Regions from separate parts of the Mus musculus genome. Here region 1 is linked to region 2. Evidence: chromatin contacts called from ENCODE Hi-C or POLR2A ChIA-PET data. All regions are on one chromosome and are shown on one strand. The core of a region is the stretch at or near the end of the contact, and the rest is flanking DNA. Distances in the headings are between cores, read along the strand shown. Region 1 holds the start of Papss1 (3'-phosphoadenosine 5'-phosphosulfate synthase 1). Region 2 holds the start of Ostc (oligosaccharyltransferase complex subunit (non-catalytic)).

Region 1 (4,439 bases), core at 1,086-3,585, 860 kb before region 2:
TTAATGTCTCTCTCCCTGTCATCGCCTCAGTCTAGTCTGGTCTTTCCTGTCCGTTTCTTTCCTGCTTTTAGCTAGCCATTCAACTGTTCACACCGGATTGGCCAACAAGAACACCTTAAACAGTGTGGCTATGTCAACCAGGCTTCTAGTCTGCCAACTTAATCCTCACGATGGCACAGTCGGTGCCTGCATTTCCTCTGCAAACCAGTCTTCCTGGATTGCCCGTTTTATGGAATGAGAACATTAACATAATAGTGCATAGATTTTTTTTTTTACACTCACACCCATCGGATGAGTTAAGTGTGTTAGAGGAGGTCATTCTTTTAGAGACTGGAAAAAAAGGAAAGTTCAGAAAAATTTAAAAAATTCTAACTCCATTCCAAATCTCCTAGAAAAATCACCCTAACTCTTTAGCCAAACATTTACATTACACAACCCTGCTCCACCCCATCTTTATCTCTGCTCCCCAACAAAAACTACCTTCAGTAGTCAAACATGTCTCCGCTCAGGGATGTAATGGCTCCACCCACCTCAGAAATATGAGGTTCTCCATAAACTCATAAAAACCCCTGGGGCCAAACTAACCTTGCCTCTAAACTGCAATAAAACTCCTATCTTAGGCCACTCACTGTGGCCCATAAAAACATATGCCCTTAACAATCAGTTGCCATGGGCAACTGCAAAGCAAGCCCTGAGCCCCATGGTTTTTTATAGCTGTCAAATATGGATCTCTACATTAGCAAATAATGTAATACATAAATGAATTAGGGCAGCAGAAGAGTTGGCTCAGCAGTTGACAGCACTCGCTCTTACAGAGGATCCCCAGAACACACACAATGGTGGCTCACAACTACCTGTAACTGCAGCCCGAAGGGGATCCTACACACCCTTCTGGAACATCAGGCGCGCACCTGGTGCATACACATACACACAGGGAAAACACTCAGACTCAAAAAATAACAAAATGATCTTTAAATAAATGACTTATAGACAGACAGTATTACTGAAACTTCTTTGAAATACTCCAATTTAGTCAACTTACCTCCCTATCCGTAAAATCCTGTTAGCAACAATAGTGATGCTGAATCGGAGTTTCAGAGCAATGGTTTCGTTGCTCTTTCACCTTCGTTATCTTCTCTACTCAGAAAGACAATCCTGAGAAGGACACACTGTTACACCCTCCAGTCACCTGAGATTCAGAGTGGAGTGACTGTCCTCAAGATCACCCAACTTACAAACAGCAAGGCGGGGGACTGGAGCCCACGCCAGGAGTCTGTCCCTTCCAACCTCCTAATCTCCCTTTTATCTCACATCCCTCTCACCTTCTAAGAAGTTAAGGTAAAGGATGAAAGAAGACAGTGAGAATTCTTGAATCTGACAGCAGACGTGGCAAATCAATGACTTCAAAAGAACACTAGCCTGAAACAGCGTTTTTTTTTTTAACTTTCTCCTGACTCACCAAGGGCAGGTGATGATTTACAAGATTAAATTAAACTTCATGATCCTGTTACCTGCGGAATAAAAGAAAAAAAAAATCCATCTAACGCTGAAGCAGGGCCTTTGCAGCCTCCAAAGTTGGATGGTCTCCAGCTTCGCGCTTACCATCTTAGCTGCCACCACCAATGAATAAACTACAGAAGTAAACGACCCTCTGAAGCCATAGCACTTGGCCAATGAAGCCAACTGGCACTCGCTGTTCAATGTTAGAAACTATTAATCTTCCCACACCTAACTGTCACCAGAAATCGAGTCTTTAAAAGTATGTCTGTGTCCGACATTCCAATTTAAAACAGAGACACAAAGAACCTCAGTCCTGCAGTCCCGATCCATGAATGACCACATTGTTATTCTCTCAGTACACTGCAACTCAGAAACGTAAAGACTCGGAGACCGACCCAAACCTGGGCCAAGCACACCCGGAACGTGCAGAGGCGCCTCCGTCTGCCTCCGCCGCAGCCCTCCGCCTCGCCAGCCTAGGGGACAGCTCCGGGCCTGGACTCGCCTTCACCGGCCGCCGCCGCCCGGGTCCCCGCCCCCGGCTCCCGCAGGATGCACGGGCAGCCCGCGGTTCCCACAGCCACCCACGCTCCCCGCGCTCCGGCCTGCGGCCACCACTCACCCAGTTCTGCGCGTTATTGCTCAGCTTGACTTTCTTGCACAGACTCCCAGGAATCTCCATGGCCGCGGAGCGCGGATGCACTGCTGCTGAGAGCCCCGGGGCCGAGCAGTGGGAGAGAGGCCGAGGGGCGGGGCGGAGCAGGGAGAAGGGGCGGGGCCTGCACCCCGGGCTCAGGCGCGCGCTGACGTGCGCTCCAGCTAGTGATCGCCTCGGCTGGAGCTAGGCATCCGAGCAGCGTGGAGGGCGGGGCGAAGCGGAGGCGCGGGGTCGAGACCTCAACATCCAATCACCAGGAGGGGCGCTTGAAGCTCCGCCTTGACCCAGGACGAGGGGCGTGGTCTGAGGGTTTGTTGAAGAGAGCCTTCAGATGCTGAGCATGCGCAGTGAGCGAGGCGGAGCGACGCCTGCAGAGCTGGGCGTGGGAGACGCTCCCTAGAGCTGAGGCTGGTAGGGGAAGAAGCTGACGTGGGCTCCTGCTGCTCTCTAGCTTTTCTTCCGCAAACACTGCACAGGCTCGATGTGTGCGCTTGTCAACTAGGCCGACTTTGAAAAAATGTTTCCCAGCCCTGCAAAAAGTAGGATTACTTAAGTGAATTCACCATTACATGTTGCTCACCGCTTTGCAATCCTACTCAGTGCACAATGTTTTTTTGACATCAACTGTATCTCATCAAGGATTAGAAAGTATTTGTAAGGTGACGCCTTTCCCACTTGGAGAGCCGCTTTCTATCAGGAAATTTCTATGCAGTGTTTGTTGCCGCTGACTAGCCACAAAGGGGCTTCTCTAGTACTTGCTACTCATAGAGGACTAAAATCCAGGTTCCCTGGTACGCAAGGCGGAATGCTCACCTATAAAGGGCATTTCCAACCACATATAGTCCATGATCAGTTCGTAAAAGAATGGGGCTGGGAGGGGGAGGCCTTCTCCAGGAGTTATAACCCTTCGCACTCATCCCCATAACTTTAAGCTCACCATAACCATAACTGCAAACATCCACAGTCTCACAAAATTTAGCTGCTTACTCCGCTACTGATGACGACCAGTGATCACACACACACACACACACACACACACACACACACACACATATCAATCAACACTTGAGGCTTACTTGCATAGCCTATTGCTAGCAAGTCAGTTCCTATTTGCTCCACTGACAAAGTCTCAAATTAATCTCCCTCCTCCACGTCTAACAGGAGTCGTCATTGCACAGATACACGCGCCACACACCACACACACACACACATACACACCACGCACACAGAGAGACGCACACAACAAGTATCACTCCTCTGCCAACCTCTCTGTTCTCAATAGTGTCAGACAGGTACTTCTAACATGCAAATCAGATCTTATTCCTCCACCATATATATAAAATGTCTTTATTGCTTGCTTGTTTTGTCTTTCTTTCTTTCTTCCTTTCTTCCTTTCTTTCTTTCTTTCTGGTTTGTTTGTTTTTGTGTTCTTGAGTCAGGATGTCTCTTTATAGCCCTGGCTGTCCTGAAATTCACTCTGTAAACCAGGCTGACCTCAAACTCGGAGATCCACCTGCCTCTCACTCCTGAGTGCTGGGATTCAAGGCGTGTTCCATCCTTTAGCTCTATCTAGGGGATTCTTAATCTAATAGTATATAGGACTGAATTTCAATACAATTCTAAATTCTGCTTATAGCAGTCACAAGAATGAGACTAAAAGACTAAAAATAAGGACAATGATAAACAAGAAAATGTGGACAAAGGCCAATCACATATATTTATGAAAATGTCATAAAGAAACCTATTCTTTTGTATGCACCTAAAAAAATAATTGTTTTCTTTTAAAAGATTCTAAGTTTCAGACTAAGGTGGTGGGGGCGGGTGCCACCCAGAACCAGCCATTTCTCAGAGAGCCCCCATTCCTGCTCAAGGGAAATAGTGCATAGATACAGCTGGAGCCATGGGAGTCCTAATTGACTAAATTGGTCCTTACAGCTAAACTCTGTTGAAGCGTTCGCCCATCAAAAAGGCCACAATGAGAAGACTAAAGGGACAGCTACAAAATAAAAGGGACAACCGAGTGTATTTAAGTTCCGGTGCTTATAAACGTATTTTAAGAACAAATCCTTGAGAGGTGCTGTTGAACCAACTTTTTACTTTGCTGTGTAGCAGTAGTGCTTTTCCAACAGTATGATAGTGCACCGTCCAGGTGTCCAAAAAGCAAGAGCCAGATGAATTCCTGATACCTAAGTCGAGCCACTGAGCATAATTTAACTGTCAAATCTTTGTGATGCAAGCTCGTGTCCTGGGCAGTAGTTTGAACACTGTTGAGTCCTGCTTTCTG
Region 2 (4,809 bases), core at 550-3,049:
TATCACACACACGTTTGTTTTTATGTTCCTTTAGACTTTCGTCAGTGCACGATGCCTGAAAAATGCACACATGAATGAGTCAGTTCTCCACGGGCCTCTTTTTCACTCCCGCTATTCTTCATTTCAGACCTGCCCTGAGCATCTCTCCATTTCAGGAAAAATGAACTTCTTTGGCATCACATGTGCTGGTTCCCCAGTATCTCACTATATTGATGCTTCACCAGATATTTATTTAATCTACCCATTTTCAATTTAGTATTTTAAAGTTTTAGAAATAATGACCGTAGTTTAAAAAAAATACTGTCTCTTAAAACTAATGATGTTTCTTCTAATTAAAAACGTTTCAGAGTTTTAACTCAGCCTAGCATATTTGTAGCACTAATTTTGATCCTGGCACCTTTTTAAAAAAGAGAGAGAGAGAAAAAAAAGAAAACCAAAATAATTATGCAGTGAGAAGGATCTGGGCAATGTTACTCCAGCTTTTTATTTATTTATTTTTTTAATGGTTTTTTGAGACAGGGTTTCTCTGTATAGCCTCAGCTGTCCTGGAACTCACTCTGTAGACCAGGCTGTCCTCAAACTCAGAAATCTGTCTGCCTCTGCCTCCCAAGTGCTGGGATTAAAGGTGTGTGCCACCACTGCCCGGCGGTACTCCAGCTTTGTGAGTTAATGAAATACAAGCATGGTATGACACAGCTTGACATGATATCCATATTGTATGTTTTTGAAAAAAAATATATTCATCGCCAGTTCACACTTCATATTTCTGTTGCTTATAGTAAAACTAACAGTAGATGATTTTAGTTCCTTAACTCCTGCTGTGGCTCAAATTTTAAAATCTGAATGGTCCAAGCCACTAACATTTCTACCCCCATTGGCTTGTTATGTTGCTTAAGCTTTTTATCATAGGATACGGGAACGATAAGAGGCACTGCAGCGGAGCTTCTGTATTCCAAAAACATTTCCCCCCTCCTTGCTGTTTTATAATAGCCCGTTATTTCCTTGATTGATCAGGATTACTGTCTCTAGCTAGTAAAGTCCTTTCTTATTTACATTTGATACCTTGGCAGGAAGACACCTGAAGTAGCCAGGTGGCAGGATTTTCCGTTCCAATTTTAGTATTTATGGTGCTGAAGCCGGCGCCCTACTAAGCAGGTAATTAAGGTGAGAAACCAGAATGACTTCAAGATTTTTGGCCTGGGTGATTTTTACTAACTCAGGCGTGACTGAAAATGGTTTAAAGTAATATTTGTTCTGTCACAGTTTGTGGTTGACATGGACTGTGTGGGTTTTATTCATTTATTATTATTATTTTTTATAAAGCCCATACTACTTTGGCAATTACTGCCAATTAGCGTCGCTATACAGCATGAAGAAAAAGCTCAGCGAATTAGAGCTTTTTAAAGCCCCGAGGGGAGACCTCCAATACTAAAAGGGAGCACACATCTAAACTTTCATTCATCCTCCAGCTCTATGAACTTAAGAGTTTCCAGCAGCCAATCAGCTCTCAAGTAGGTGGCGTCAGCAAGTGGGCGGGGCAGTGGGGATGCTAATCTCTCCGCTTCTGTGGCTTGGCCACGTAGGACGCCTTGCAGGTCCTGGAAGGTATATAATAAACAATGATCTCTCAGTAAGAAAAAAGCTTCTAACCCACACTCAAGCCTAAAAACGACCATTATTATTTATTTTTAAATATGTATATTATTTATCAGGTTAGTGCAATTTCTTTCTTTCTACAGTGAATATCTTGTCTCCTTCTGACTTCTACAGACCTGTGGTCCTCGGCTTACGCATGCGCAGTAGGCGGGCGTGTTTCCGGGCGGTGCGGGAGGCTGGAGGCCAGAGGGCTGGCCCTACCGCCGGGGACATGGAGACTCTGTACCGAGTCCCATTCTTAGTGCTCGAATGCCCCAACCTGAAGCTGAAGAAACCGCCCTGGGTGCACATGCCGTCGGCTATGACGGTGTACGCCCTGGTAGTGGTATCTTACTTCCTCATTACCGGAGGTAACTCGGCCGTGATGGGTCGGGTGGGCGCGCAGGCTGCTCGCTCCGGAGGCGCGTGGCCCCCGAGCCGGGCCCCGTAGGCTCACGCCTTTCACTGGAAAGAGATGGTCTCCTCTCTGCCCGCTTTTTCCTTCGAGCGCTGAGTTGGATATAATTGTCAAGTCCAGCTAGTTGTTATTTCTTGCTGTGCATTGTTTGACCAGGGTCTTGGGAACATCATTTTTGAATCACTGTGTTTCCTTGGTTGGTCGAGAGAGTGTGGGACTTTTATTAAACTAATCGTGAGGACCCTGAAATCGTGGAAGAGATCTGATAACCTTTGAGTTTGTTAGTTCAGACCCCAGGGGCTTGGATTGCTTTATGTCAAATCACAGGAATGAGAAGGGAACTTACCGAAGCCACGGTTTTTTTGAGAAATACGTGAGATTGGAATTGAGGCTTGCAAAAAGATGGTGTATCTCAGAGGGCAGAAAATGGGACTCAGAAAATAGAAGGGAAGCAGTGCTTTTTAGATATCTGTCACCAAATCCCTTAAGTGGAAAATGCAGAGGGGTGTGGCTTTGCCTATTGGTGAGTTGGCAGTCCGTCTGCAGGCTCTAGAGCACCCTTTGGAGCGACAGTTCCAGGATGTATCCAGGACTGGGCTTCAGGAATTTAGGAAGTAGTGTACTACTTAATTCAGAAAATTAAAAAGATTTTTGGTTAGCAAAAGTGGTTCAACTTTTTTTAGGGTGTGTGTAGACATATTGCTATTGCTTAACTGCTTTCTGAGGCTACTTGGCATATTTGAAGAGGTAGAAGACAGTATTTAACTGTAGAGTTGGCATTCTACGGAGTGCACATTAACGGAAATGCTAAAGGCCACTTTAAACATTGTTGTTGTTGTTTAAGAAAAAAAAAAAAAAAGACATTACCTGGTGTGTGTGGCGTTAACATTCACTTTTGCTCAGCACAGTGAATCGTGAATATGACACCTAATGCCTTGGGCTTTAAGAACTTAGTGTTCATTCTTGCCAGCTTGTTTCTTGACTTTTGCTTCCTTTGGAGACAGTTTTTGTGAGAAGCCTCAGCTTTCTATTGGGCCACAGTTTTGGTGGTTTTAGAATGGGGTTTGGGGGGAATTTCGCTGCCCCAACCACTGGGTCAAAATGGAAGGGCGCATTTTGTACATTTACCGTTTGGCTTCTGGAATGGCTTCTTCTCAGCATGGCGAGAAGCATGGCAGTCGTGTGCAGGCAGACGTGGTGCTGGGAGAGCTGAAAATTCTAATGGACAGCTTTCTAAAAACTGAGTGTACCTGTACCTAAGCAATGTTGCTGGGAAGGACAGGCGACACTGACTTTCTGTTAACTCAGTGCTGGGATAACAGCAAAGAAAATATAATGACTCTGCCCTCCATAGAAGGTAGTGGAGACATGCTAACTACCGCACAATTGCTTTCTGCTACACAGTAGAGTTTAGAAGCATTGATTTAATTCCAGTATGTTTCCTGGAGAAATGATCTGTTAGTCTGAGTTTGAATGGTTAGAAGGGTCATACTAGAAAAGAAAAAAAAAAAAAGTGTGGACCAACGTGGACCAGGAGACTAGTGAGGTGTTTTGTTCACTTAGACCAGCACTTCTGGCATTTTTCCTCCTATGTGTCCCCATTTTTCCTGACAGATTTTTGCACAACCTTGGGTAAATAGGCATATGTAATAGGTATAAGGTCAAACTTTTACTAGTAAAAGTAACTAGTAAGCTTACTTTACAACAACAATTTGCTAGATACACAATTTATGCTAGTTTTTTCTTATCATGTATACATGTACATATGCATGCATGCCTGCCACTCAGAAGGGGACACTAGATTTCATCATAGATGGTTCAGAGCTACCATGTGGTTTCTGGGAGTTGAACTTAGGACCTCTGAAAGAGCAGTTAATACTCTTAACCTCTGAACCTTCTCTCCAGCCCCTGTTGTGGTATTTTTTAAAGCTGAAAGCAAATTCACATACTAATGAGACAATGTGCCTCTGTATTTTCCATAGAGAATGGAATCTTAGCTGCATATTTGATACTGCAGGATGTAGAGCAGCCTCAGTGTTCATCAGAGCCTTGTTACTCTGTTTCTTTGGTAAACTTGGCACCTCTTTGAGAGATAATGTTGTCTAGATGTCATTCTAAACATTGCTGTAAAGAGACACCATGACCAAGGCAACTCTTATAAAAGAAAACATTTAACTGGGGCTGGCTTATAGTTTCAAAGGTTCAATCCATTAGCATCATGGCAGGAAACATGGCAGTGCCCAGGCAGACATGGTGCTGGAGGGGCTGAATATTCTACAACTTGATCAGCAGGCAGCAGAAGGCAACTGTGTGTGTCTGTTTTACACTGGGCGTAGCTTGAACATTTAAGACCTCAAAGCCCACCTCCACCGTGACACACTTCCTTTGACAAGGCCACACTTCCTCCAGTAAGCATACCTCCTAATAACACCACTTCCTATGGCCAAACATTTTAACATACGAATCTATGGGGTTCATAACTATTGAAACCACCTCACCAAAAATCAGATTAGCTGGATCTTCTTTGATTATAATAATACAATCAAAGAAGCCTTCTTTTTTTTGTTTTGTTTTGTTTTTTGTTTTTTCGAGATAGGGTTTCTCTGTCTAGCCCTGGCTGTCCTGGAACTCAACTTTGTAGACCAGGCTGGCCTCGAACTCAGAAATCTGCCTGCCTGTGCCTCCAAAGTGCTGGTATTAAAGGCATGTGCCACCACCGCCCGACCTTCTTCTTTTTTATTTATTTATTTATTTAT

Evidence for each region. Hi-C counts contacts between places; a loop is a spot of excess contacts on that map. ChIA-PET counts read pairs that join two places held with the same protein, here RNA polymerase II (POLR2A).
Region 1: a loop to region 2 is called in a map of heart, with 6 times the contacts of the local background. The contact joins the promoter of Papss1 here to the promoter of Ostc in region 2. A Hi-C loop is called at or near these places in 3 of 37 maps with a recorded cell type or tissue (all heart). POLR2A ChIA-PET finds 5 or more read pairs at or near these places in 1 of 5 experiments (embryonic stem cell).

What each region holds. Positions count from the first base shown.
Region 1 is chr3:131,562,664-131,567,102 of GRCm38, reverse strand. Papss1 (3'-phosphoadenosine 5'-phosphosulfate synthase 1) reads right to left here and starts at 2,335. Exons shown (of 12, transcript NM_011863.2): 1 at 2,120-2,335. The coding sequence starts at 2,179.
Region 2 is chr3:130,706,434-130,711,242 of GRCm38, reverse strand. Ostc (oligosaccharyltransferase complex subunit (non-catalytic)) reads left to right here and starts at 1,799. Exons shown (of 4, transcript NM_025509.3): 1 at 1,799-2,006. The coding sequence starts at 1,868.